Linked DNA regions of Homo sapiens: region 1 is linked to region 2. The links are chromatin contacts, found by Hi-C or POLR2A ChIA-PET in ENCODE. All regions are on one chromosome and are shown on one strand. Each heading gives the region's core, a stretch centred on a gene start or an enhancer-like site at or near the end of the contact. The rest is flanking DNA. Distances are from core to core; before and after follow the strand shown. Region 1 has its middle 56 kb from the start of CCDC71L. Region 2 has its middle 130 kb from the start of NAMPT-AS1.

Evidence for each region. A loop is a pair of places that touch in the nucleus more often than their neighbours do. ChIA-PET counts read pairs that join two places held with the same protein, here RNA polymerase II (POLR2A). Pooled maps may share reads with other maps.
Region 1: a pooled map shows a loop between it and region 2 (12-fold over the local background). The contact joins two enhancer-like sites. A Hi-C loop is called at or near these places in 10 of 50 pooled maps. POLR2A ChIA-PET finds 5 or more read pairs at or near these places in 2 of 52 experiments (PC-3 and activated T-cell).

The regions. Positions count from the first base shown.
Region 1 is chr7:106,714,273-106,720,229 of GRCh38, forward strand. No RefSeq gene overlaps it. Among named protein-coding and RNA genes, the nearest start is that of CCDC71L, 56 kb to the left of the region's middle. RefSeq lists an enhancer at 3,832-5,031. Within about 2 kb of position 4,044, at least 9 of the 41 ENCODE cell types and tissues checked have a DNase peak (open chromatin) inside an H3K27ac peak, as active enhancers do.
Region 2 is chr7:106,413,660-106,419,859 of GRCh38, forward strand. No RefSeq gene overlaps it. Among named protein-coding and RNA genes, the nearest start is that of NAMPT-AS1, 130 kb to the left of the region's middle. Within about 2 kb of position 4,577, at least 7 of the 41 ENCODE cell types and tissues checked have a DNase peak (open chromatin) inside an H3K27ac peak, as active enhancers do.

The DNA of each region.
Region 1 (5,957 bases), core at 2,794-5,293, 300 kb after region 2:
ATCTGATCTTTGACAAACCTGAACAAAACGAGAAATGGGGAAAAGGTTCCCTATTTAATAAATGGTGCTGGGAAAACTGGCTAGCCGTATGTAGAAAGCTGAAAATGGATCCCTTCCTTACACCTCATACAAAAATTAATTCAAGATGGATTAAAGACTTAAATATTAGACCTAAAACCATAAAAACCCTAGAAGAAAACCTAGGCCATACCATTCAGGACTCAGGCATGGGCAAATACTTCATGACTAAAACACATAAAGCAATGGCAACAAAAGCCAAAATACACAAATTGGATCTAATTAAACTAAAGAGCTCCTGCACAGCAAAAGAAACTACCATAAGAGTGAACAGGCAACCTGCAGAATGGGAGAAAATTTTTACAATCTACCCATCTGACAAAGGGCTAATATCCAGAATCTACAAAGAACTTAAACAAATTTACAAGAAAAAAGCAAACAACCCCATCAAAAAGTGGGCAAAGGATATGAACAGACACTTTTCAAAAGAAGACATTTATGCAGCCAACAGACATATGAAAAAATGCTCATCATCACTAGTCATCAGAGAAATGCAAATCAAAACCACAATGAGATTCCATCTCACACTAGTTAGAATGGCGGTCATAAAAAATCAGTAAACAACTGGTGCTGGAGAGGATGTGGAGAAATAGGAATGCTTTTACACTGTCAGTGGGAGTGTAAACTAGTTCAATCATTGTGGAAGACAGTGTGGCGATTCCTCAAGGATCTAGAACTAGAAGTACCATTTGACCCAGTGATCCCATTACTTGGTATATGTCCAAAGGATTATAAATCATGCTACTATAAAGACACATGAACATGTATGTTTATTGAGGCACTACTCACAATAGCAAAGACTTGGAACCAACCCAAATGTCCATCAATGACACACTGGATTAAGAAAATGTGGCATGTATACACCATGGAATACTATGCAACCATAAAAAAGGATGAGTTCATGTCCTTTGTAGGGACATGGACGAAGCTGGAAACCATCATTCTGAGGAAATTATCACAAGGACAGAAAACCAAACACCACATGTTCTCACTCATCGGTGGGAATTGAACAATGCGAACACTTGGACACAGCATGGGGAACATCACACACCGGGGCTTGTCATAGGGTGGGGGTATAGGGGAGGGATAGCATTAGAAGAAAGACTTAATGTAAATGATGAGTTAATGGGTACAGCAAACCAATATGGCACATGTATACATATGTAACAAACCTCCTGCACGTTGTGTACATGTACTCTAGAACTTAATGTATAATTAAAAAAACAAAAAAACCAGCTCTTGCTTCTGAAAGATGCCACAGTCTATTGAGAAAAACAAATAAGAAAATAAGCAAGTGTGATAATGCCATAGTAAAATGCTAGGAGAACATGGATTTGGAGCCCACTGCTTCTAACAGGATCTGATGATTCTGAAATGATTTTAAATGTGTTTAGCTTTCATAGGTAACAGCTTTCCAAAGTATTTGAGCCAATATATTTTCTTACCTGCAATGTATGAGAGTTCTAACTATTCCACATCCTGGCCAACACTTGCTATTGTATGTCTTTGTAATTTTAGCCGTTCTGATAGATATGTCATGGTATCTCATTGTGGTTTTAATTTGCATTTCCCTGATGAGTAGATGTTGGTGAAGGCAATAGGTGGGAAAGGGTAGATGGAGGAAGAGGCATTATAGACAGAGAGACCAACATGTACAAGTAGACACAGAAACTAGAGAAAATATGTATCGTAGGTGCACAGGATAGCAAGAGACAAGGCAAGAGAGAACACAAGGAGGAGTATCAAAAGCCTTGCCCAACACACTGAGAAGGTTGAGCATCTCATAAAATCACTGGAAAGCTAGCCATAAAAATATTTTATAAGTAAGACATAAATGTAACCAGATCTATAGTTAAATGATCCCTCTAACAACAGTGTGGAAGACAAATTGGAGGAAGGAATACTGGAGGAAACGGCAAGGGAAGGAGGTAAGTAGGGCTTGAATAGAGGCAATGCCACCAAGGACATGCCAAGAGAGTGGTTTTTAAGGACATTTAGACAATAAAATCTACAGGTTTGGCTCAACACAGGAAATGAGGAGGATGAGGAGCACAAGATGGCACCCAGCATTCGGGCCTGGCAGACATGCTATACTTGAAATAGGGGTAGAATATCTAGAAACCAAGCAGTGTGTCCTGGAGGTCTGGTATTTGTTTACCTTACAAAACAGTTAAAAGGATTTTGTTTTCAAAGCTTAATTCATAGGACCACCAGAATTATATTTCCAAAGGGGCCCTGGGAGTTGAGAGAGGAGATAAACATAGTGTCTTGGTCTTTGAGAGCAGAAAAAAGGGTTCCTGGGGCAAATTCTGCACTGATGAAGAGGGCTGCCTTCACTATCTCTCCCAGAGAAGTGCTCCAAAGCTGGCAGAAGACCCTCAGTCAAAGGCAACACTGTACAGCAGAAGCAAAAGTACAAGATACCAACTTCTGTAGACTACATACAGGTCGTCAGCATGTGTGGGGTGGGTAAAGCCATGAAAACGAGTGAGCTTATGCTAGGATTGCTTAGACTGTGAGGAGAAAAGGGCCAAGATGATGGGAAGCATCAGTGTTTAACAGGTGGAAAGCCTGAAAAAGAATGTCCAGAAAGGCAAGAAGAGAGCCAGCAAAGAGCAATGTAATGGAAACCAAGGAGGAGAATTTTATGAAGGAAGTGATCAATATAGTCAAGTGCTGGAAAGAGAAGTTAAATAACATGAGGATTTTAAATAGTTAGAAAATCTTTAATGACTTTGCAGAAGCCACTTCACTAGGTTAATGGGATGTAAGCCTCATTATGGAGAGCTTTAGAGTAAATGAGCAATGATAAAGTGCAGAGAATGGTTTATATTATTTTGGGGGGTTAATAATGAAGTTGGAAAAATATAGGGTGATCTCTAAGAAGAATTACAAATTTAGGGGAAAGAACTTTCCTTTAATGTGGTAGAACCTGTAGCATGGTAAAAGGCTATGGAGAAGAAGCCAATGATAATAGGTTGAAAAAAATGGAAGAGAAAAGAAGCTAAGAAGTAACTGAAGCATTAGAAGGGAAATCTCCAGAGAAATCTAAGGATTGTCAACTATGCCAACTGTTTAAACAACTTCAAGAAACATAAGGACAGAGAACAGTCTACTGTATTTGGCAATTAGGGCATCAGTAAGAGTTGTTTTGAGAAGTTCACTTGAGTGTTGGGGACAGAAGCAGAGTACAAGGAGCTGAGAATCTAAGGGGATATGGGAAACTGAAGACAGAAAATTGAACACTACATTTTCAAAGCACTTGGCTGTGATTGGAAGAAGAAAAGTAAATTATTTAATCCTACCTATCATTTCTGCTAGGCCCATGGTCTCCTCTGAGTGGCCAGTATCCAGTGATCTTGCCCTGCTTATTGGACAGGAGTGGACACTAAGCCAAGGGAAGTTTACCTTATGGGCATAGCTGTCAATCAAAGGGGAGCACCCAAAGTAATGCACAATTTGCTTTTTCTTAGTGGATCCTCTTTCTGGGAGAAATTAAAAGTGTACTCACAGTTCAACGACAAATACACAGTGACACTACTGGAAGAGACTCATTTGTTTTTGGAGTTATGAAGCACTCTCCTTTTTCTTGGATTAATTTATCTCCATGGTAATTAACCAACAAAATTATGTTCAGAGATATAGTTTCTGTTAGATTGCCTTTCAGAGATTAGATCTTTCCTTTTCTACACTTCCCTTTATTTTGAGCCATGAATAGCAAAGCAAAGGACCATTAAGTATCCTATTAGCCAAATGCTTTAGTTTACACCATGATGATCTCAGAATACCTAAGTAATCAGTCAATACATTTTTTTAAAAGCCAAATAAGTTAATAATCTTAATGAAGTCTGACTTCATTAAGTCATTTTTGTAGTTCATTTTTGTAGTTTTTAGTGTAATTTAGAGACATAGCTCAAATCAACTTCCTCATTCTATAAGTAGAGGTACACATAATTATGCCCTTAAAGCTAATCAGGATTTTCAAAAGTCAAGCATACCATGGGCTGTGGCTTTTATTAGTCACAGCCTCCGGAAATGTTGATTCAGCTGAGTAGGAGGCAATGGGAGCATTCATTGTGACTTAGTTAATAGTCATGTGTGGGGGAAGGGTGCAGAACTGGGTAGAAGATGAAAGAAGATAAGCACATGTTTAAAAGAATTGCATTAAACAACTTTTTACTATGGTTAGAAAAGTAGCATTTGTTTTTTTCATGCTGTAATATGTTCAGCTTCATAATGAGTTGTGACATTTACAGCATTCTTTTAAAGATATCTGGGCAGAGCAAAGCCAGGGAGGAAATTACTGAGCATGACTACTGGCAACTGGTGATAAATACTTTCGCATTATTTAAAAATATTTAATGGCCACTGTCTTTATTGTGCAAGGTATACTACCATTTCATTATCATTTTTCAGATACGTGACTCAAGTTACCAAGTTGCCATGACTGCCTACTGGAGATGAAGGAAACAAAATCATCATTACTGAAAAATTCTTGAAGAAAAAAATGTTCATCAATTTGGAGATACCTGTCTTCCAGAATACTTGAGATTATTCTTTAAAAACAATTTTTACCACATATAAACAGAAGCCAAGGCTAACTCAAGATAAAAATTTAGGTCTTAAGGATCTTTCATGCCTGTAATCCCAGCACTTTGGGAGGCCAAGATGGGCATATTACTTGAGCTCAGGAGTTCAAGACCAGCCTGAGCAGCATGGCAAAATCCTGTCTCTACAACAAATATAAATATTAGCCAGGCATGGTGGCGAGTGCCTGTAATCCCAGCTACTCAGGAGGCTGAGGCAGGAGAATCACTTGAATCTGGGAGGCTGCGGTTGCAGCGAGCCGAGATTGCACCTCTGCACTACAGCCTGGGTGACAGAGTGAGACTGCATCTCAAAAAAGAAAAAAGATATACTTTGGGTGTGGATAGATGTAATATTTCTGAGAGAAAAGATCTTTTTTGCTCACTTTAAAAATTGTTCCTCCACCGCATCTCACCACTCCACAGCCTAAAATCACCTGATATTGATCCCTGTTCTATCCAGAGTATTAGTGATGTGTAGTATCTATTCAAAAAGTGCTCCAATACTGTCTTTGAGGTTTCCTCCCAGGCTACCGGCACCCATTCTGTAGCTTTTGCTGCTCTCAAATCTTGAGTTTACCAGAAATTGTCAATAAAAGTTTATTATACAAGAATCAGGACCATATTCCTTCCTCAAATGGCCCTTTAATGATTGTTGAATAAAATATCAAGGAGTTGCTGTGGTCTACTCATATCGTCCTAAAAACCAAGTTTGTACAAGTAGATAACAATCACTATGTTAGAACAACTTCTTGGCTGAAAGCAAGTACAAGACACCATTGATTATAAGACGCATCCCAATTTTAGACATGTTAACATGTGAAAACAAAAAACAGGCTTATCTTCAAGACATATTTTTAAACCTAGAAGAAGAGAAGGAAAAGGATGAGGAAAAGGAGAAGAACAAGAGAAAACTGTTCAAATAATCTAGATAAGAACTAAGGTACTAGTAGCAGAGAGAGAGAGAGAGAAGGGTTTGGACACAAGGCATATTTAGTAACTAGAATCACCAGGTCTTGGAACTGACGGGAAGTTGAGAAAGATGGCAACAAAGTATAGGAAAGCTATACAATTTCTAGGTCATATATCTGGATGGGAAGCAAATAAAAGATTAAGGGAAAATACTAGTTTAGTTTTGGATACACTATTTGACAACCAGATACAGATGTCCAGTAGGCAGTTGGATATATAAATCTGGAGCTTAGTAGAGTTGCCTAGTCTGCAGATATACAATTAGAAGACATTTATATGTGGTACTGGGTAATATTGCCCATCAATGGCCTATTGAATTTT
Region 2 (6,200 bases), core at 3,327-5,826:
CTGCTTCCTAGACTGGCCCTAGAAAGCCTCCCGTGTTCCTATCCTTTCCAGCTGGTCAGAATGGAAATATGCCTTGTGCAAAATTGGAAGTCACATACTGAAGATGACAGAGCCAGCAGCAGCTGGTCTCCCATCTAGTATTTATTATGTGTGCAAGAAATAAACTCTACATTATCCATTTTAGGATCATTTTGTTACCTACCCTAGACAAGGTTCTTAACAAATACAGTGAAATAATTTCCAGAAAAGATTGTACTACTTTCCATCCCACCAAAAGGAGAGGTACATGCCTGTCTTCCTTAACACAGTGATTATAATTTTTAAAAAATATTTACCAGTTTTATAGAAAAAACCAGATTGTTTGACATACATTTCTTTGTTTTCTGGTTACACAACATATTTTAAATGTTTACTAGCCTTTATGTAACTTTGCTCCCACCTCTTGGTTGCTAATTACAAAGCTAGTATTTTTATATGTTTTTTTTCCAAGATTAAGATGATTAACTACTAATAAAGGGGGATACCACATTGGACAAAGCCAACATATGAAAATACAAATTAATATAAGAGATAAACTAAAGAATTATTTGTTTTGTAAAGCAAAGAGAAATTTCCAGCCTAACAGAGAGAGCAGGAATTTTGCCAGAGATCAAGAGAATCACTTTCAATTCAAACAGTAAATGGCCAACACAGCCCAAACTCACATGCTTCTAGCAGGGTAGATTTTAAAAGCCTTCATTCACTTAAGTAGGTGATAGGAAAGATTATTTTCTCACCCCATACTTAGTAACAGGGCTTGAAGTTCACCTGGGGGTCTGTCTGGCACAGTGGCTTATCTATCAGCTGTTAACAGTTTGAGGAAAAACTATTGGTTATTTTAGACCAGAAGCTGGCAAAATATGGCCCATGGACTAAATCCAAATTGCACTTGTTTTTGTAAATAAAGTGTTACTAGAATACAGTCATGTCAATTTCTGCATGTATTGTCTACGGTTGTTTTCATGCTGTAATAGCAGAGTTGATAGATTACATTAGTTGCAAAGCTTAAAATATTTATTTGGCCTTTTACAAAGTTTGCCAGCCCTGCTCTAGACCTTAAGGCTGTTCAGGTTTTGTGTCTCTTCTTGAATCTGTTTTGGAAATTTCTTTCCCAGGCTTTATTGTATTAAACTTGTTGACTTTTTTGGCATACAATTTTTATATTACCTCCCATCCTCCTTTTAATATCTATAGAAATTATAAAGATGTTCCCTCTTTTATTCCTAATGTTGGTAATTTATATCTTCCCTCATTTTTTTTCTCATTAAGTCTAGGAAGATGTTTATAAATTGTGTCTATCTTTAAAAAAAACCCAGCTTTTAGTTTGTTTTTTCTTCTATAGTTTTTTTTTTCTGTTGTATTGATTTTCATTCTTATCTTTATCATTCACTGTACTTTGGGTTTAATTTGCTCTCCTTTTTAGCTTCTCAAGATGGAAGCTTATTCATTTTGATAACTTCTTCCCTAATATATGTAGTTAGAGCTATAAATTTCCCCCAAATCACTGCTTTAGCTACAGACCATAGATTTTTATATACGTTTTTATTATTCAAGAATTTTTCTAATTTTCATTGTGAGTTTTGTCTGATTCATGAGTTATTTATGAGAGTGTTGTTTCATTTCCAAATATGTGGGGTTTTTGTAGATATCTTACTGTTACTGGTTTTGTCAACATAAAAAATATAGAGAAATGAATCTCTAAAAAGAGTTTTTTGGAAATATACAAAAAGTAGGATTGCAGTCCAGGACATACATACAGATCAGATGTTATGTCTAGAGAACAGAGGAAAGGTCAGAGTTTACCAGAGAAAGAGGAGGTTATGCAAGCTGTTTTGAAAGAAAGCTTATTGGCACTGGCAGCATGTTATAAGGGCTGGTGGGTTCTGATTGGCAAGTGTCAGTAGCTATTAGATAGGACTTATACACTTGGATTTGTGGTTGGGTTCTTGCAGTTTTGGACTGGGCTTGTGAGATGGTGTGTCCAGTAAGTATTCTTAGATAAGGAGCTAGCTGTCCTTATGTGACTCATTCAGGAAATTGTAATTTGGAAAAAACTGCAGCTTCCAACTCCTGCTTTTGGATTTTTGTATCTCTTTCTTTAGATGTGTTAATTTTAGCTTCATGTATTTTATTTGTGATACTGGTAATTAGTGTCTTTGGTTATCTCACTTAGATATTTATCAATTTTATTGCTCTTTCTATACAGTCAATCTGATTTTTTCTATAATTAGTTTTTAGTTTCATTGATTTCTGCTCTAATTTTTATTATTTCTTTTCTTCTGCCTTAGACTTTTTTTATGTTAAGGTAGATATATAGATTATTGGTTTTAGATCTCTTTTATAATAGCATTTAATGCTATGAATTTCCCTCTAAGCACTGCTTTTACTGCATTTTACTAACCTTGGTAGGTTGTATTTTAATTTTGTTCAAAATATTTTTCTAATTTTGTCTTTATTTGTAAAGCATAGCTTCTTTGAATATAAAATTCTGGGTTGACACTTTTTTCCCCCCAGCACTTTAAATATGTTTTCCAGTGACTTCTGGCTTCTACTACTTCTGATATGTCAGGTTTTAATTATATTGTTTCTCTGTATATATAAGGGTTGGATGGGATTTTTTCCCCCCAAGATTATCTCTATCTTTGGCTTTCCGAAACTTGACTTAGGTGTGGGCTTTATATTTATCCTGGTTGGGTTTTGCTAACATTCTTGGATCTGAAAGTTGATGTTTTCCACCAAATTTGGGGAGTTTTCTCTATTTCTTTAAATATTTTTTTCTTCCTTTTCTTGATCTAAGATCCCAATTTCATCTATGTTGGACTATGTGATATTATTCTGTAAGTCTCCAAGTCTCTATTATTCTTCTTCATTCTTTTTACTATGTCATTTAGATTGGATAATTTTTATTGCTCTATCTCAAAGATCACCAATTCTTTTTCCAGTTACTGTGCTAATGAGCTTATCTAGTAAATTTTTCATTACAGTTATTACATTTTTCAACTTTAGATTTCCCCTTTTATGTAGTTTCCATTTCTATGTTGAGATTCCCTATCTGTTCACTCATTAAGATTATGCTTTTAATTCTCTGCACATATTTATGATAGCTACTTTGAAATTTTGTCTAGTAAATCCAATATCTGAGTCCACTCTGAGTTTCTATGTATTACTTTTTTCCTGAGTATGGGTCAAACCCTCCTGTTATTGGCAGGCCTAAAGAGTTTTGGATGAAAACTGAAAAATTTGATGATACTTTGTAGCAACTCTATACTGTTATGTTCTTCTGAGGACCAATTTTTTTATTGTTGTATTTGCTGCCTGGAGTTGCTTGGACTCAAACTATCTCACCTTATACTGTACAACAGCTGGTATCTCTGTTCAGTTCTTTCAGCTTTAAGCCATTTATTTTTAGCCTGCTTCCCAGGGTCACCCCTCAACTTGTGTAGTTTAGCAGTCAGCCAAGGATTTGGGCAAGGTTTGAATCAGATTTTGCAGTTTCCTTACTGTTCTGTTAGTCCAGCGCTCTATCCTCTAACATTAGAAGTGCGTTGGGGAAGGCACTCAATCAAAAAAGCAGCAAACTCACAGACCTACCCAGTGCAACTCTGTTTTTCAAACGTGATCCCCTCACTGGGTCTTGCTTTGTGCAAAATAACTTAAAGACTTTGGGACAGTTGCAAAGGGTGGGGGATGGGATGTTGCTATCAGATTTGTCAAGCTCTTCCTGATGAGTCGAATTTGGATGAATCACAGCCTGGCCAACACAAAGCACCTGCCCGTCCCTTCAGCGTCTTGATCAAACAGCATTTAATAAACACCACATGCCCTTGGGCTTCTGCTGAGGACAGTTGAGATGAGGTTAAGCTCACATTGGCCCTGATAACCTACAGCTTGAAGTCTCTGGAGTGTCTATCTCTGGGGCTGTGTCTGTATAACAGGCTCATGAATAGAGAAGGAAAAAGGACCTAGGATATCTTGGATCCTAATCTCTTTGTGACACTCATTGTTTGGCTTATCCCCCGGTTGTGACTTATTGGAATACTCCTCCGGGTATATGTATGTGTTTTTTGTTTGTTTTCTTGGAGGCTGTATCTGAATCTCAGCTGTGACTGACATCTCACAATGATGTGTACTCAAAAAGGCCCCATTTAAATTATTCAGGTTGCTGCAAACCAAGTGGTTATTTGGAAACTTAGAAAAACCAGGGAGAAGCAGAAATTTATATTTCTAAAAATGAAGTAACAAATTCGTTGATTTATTTCACACTTTTGGTTGAACATTCATATTAAGCTGTTTTTTGTAAACATATTACTAAGAAACTATTCTGATATGGCTTATTTTCCAGTGAACTTATGTGCACACATTAATTCATTAATATATCATGTCTTACATTTGTTTTATAAATATATAGACATGCTTCAGTCCCTGAGAAATTCTAAGATAATTAAGTGACCCCAAAAAGCAGTGTAACTAGTTAGTTCACACCACAAACAATGAATAAACTGTTTGCTGAATTTCCTGTGTTCCAAGTGGTAACACTTGCATCATAGTTACAAAACTTCAGTTTCCTGGTTTATTCACTTATGCCATTCATTTAACAAAACTGCTAGGTCAGACACTGACAGGCTCTGCAACATTGCTTCACACAAACAGAACAGTCTGTGCTCTCAGGAACATAAGATCAATGATAAGTAAATTAAAAATAAATATTTCGAATAATGATAAATGGTTCAGGGAAAATGAAGGTGATGAGGTGGAGAGTTCCTGGTGAACTTTTCAGGAATTGAGCCATGTGAAGATCTGTGGGAGAAGAATTCCAGACGAGTGAAAAGGGAAAGTAATGTTTTTGAGGCAGGAGTGCATGTGGTTGAACCAAGCCTCCAATGGAAGTCTACTGGCCTAATTTGTTTATTCATATTCATTTAATCAAATAGAACAAAGAGAACTAAGCACCTGTCCTAGAGCCTGACTCTTCTGTTTAGAAATCTAGGGAATCACTCTCTTCTAACCCCACAGCCTTCAGCCACAAAATGCCTGTGGTCACACGCACTTCTCCAACTGGGTTCTTCCAGCTCCTCAAGGAGAAATCTCTACATAATTAGGGCTTCCTTTGTTCAGTTACTCTTGTGTGACAGATGCACCGAGAGTAATAACTTAAGCATACCCTGAGAATGACCCTATGGTCTAAAAAGAATGTGTGTTTGGATTTCCAAGTGAAGAAATCCAGAAATGGCCAGTCCAAAGATTCATTCTATGAGAAACATCTAAACCTACAGGCCAGCCCATGGAATGCAGACCATACAGGGGATCAAGACCCTTTGTTTTGGGTTAAATGAAGGTTGCCAGGTGGAGGTTACCAGGGGGAGGGTGCTAACTAAAAATACTATATAAACTGCATGCTTTTTACAAGAAGTTAGTGGTTCTTCTGTCCAGACCACTGCCACCAGGACAGTGTCCTGTATGTAAGTCCCCTCAATAAGCTCTGTGTCTCATTTGCAGGCTCTGGGTCTCTTCTTCAGCCTCTCAAACATCCTATTGGGGATGCCATCCCTATTGGGGTCAATAGGGGTCTGGCATGACAACTCTGCAACCCTCTTACCTTCCAAGAAGGGCTCTGTGTATATGCACTTCAACACCTGGCACCAGTTGGTTTTTGGGTTTTCCACTTGCTATACCCTCAACTAAGCTCTGCATTTAAATTTCTCACTCTTTCCTCAGAAATCTATGATTGCTGCCAGTTAATTTTCACATAGATTATGTTAAATGCTGGGAATAGAAGGGATTAAAGCACAGACCTGACTCAGGGGGCAGGGGTTGGTATTGTCCTTCGTGAGGCATACGGCTTCTGTGATCGAGGCCCCCAGTGCTCTCCTATAAGGATGCCGGACACAAAAGAGGCCGGGAAGCCATTGAGGCTCTCAGAGCTTCCAGTCTAATTCCAAGGGTTTCAGGTTGTGCAATAGTCTTCAATTGCTCACTGCCTGGATGATATTTCTGAAAAGTCTGCAAAAGCACAAAGCCTTTTCCGATATTTCTTAGGGAGTTTCCCCAAGAATCAAAGACCAAAATTTGTTCTTTGGTCAAATGCAGGCCATGGGGCTTCTTCCTTTGTCTTGGCAGTGTGACTTTTCACCACGTCTCCTCGAAAAGTTGAAAAGGAGATG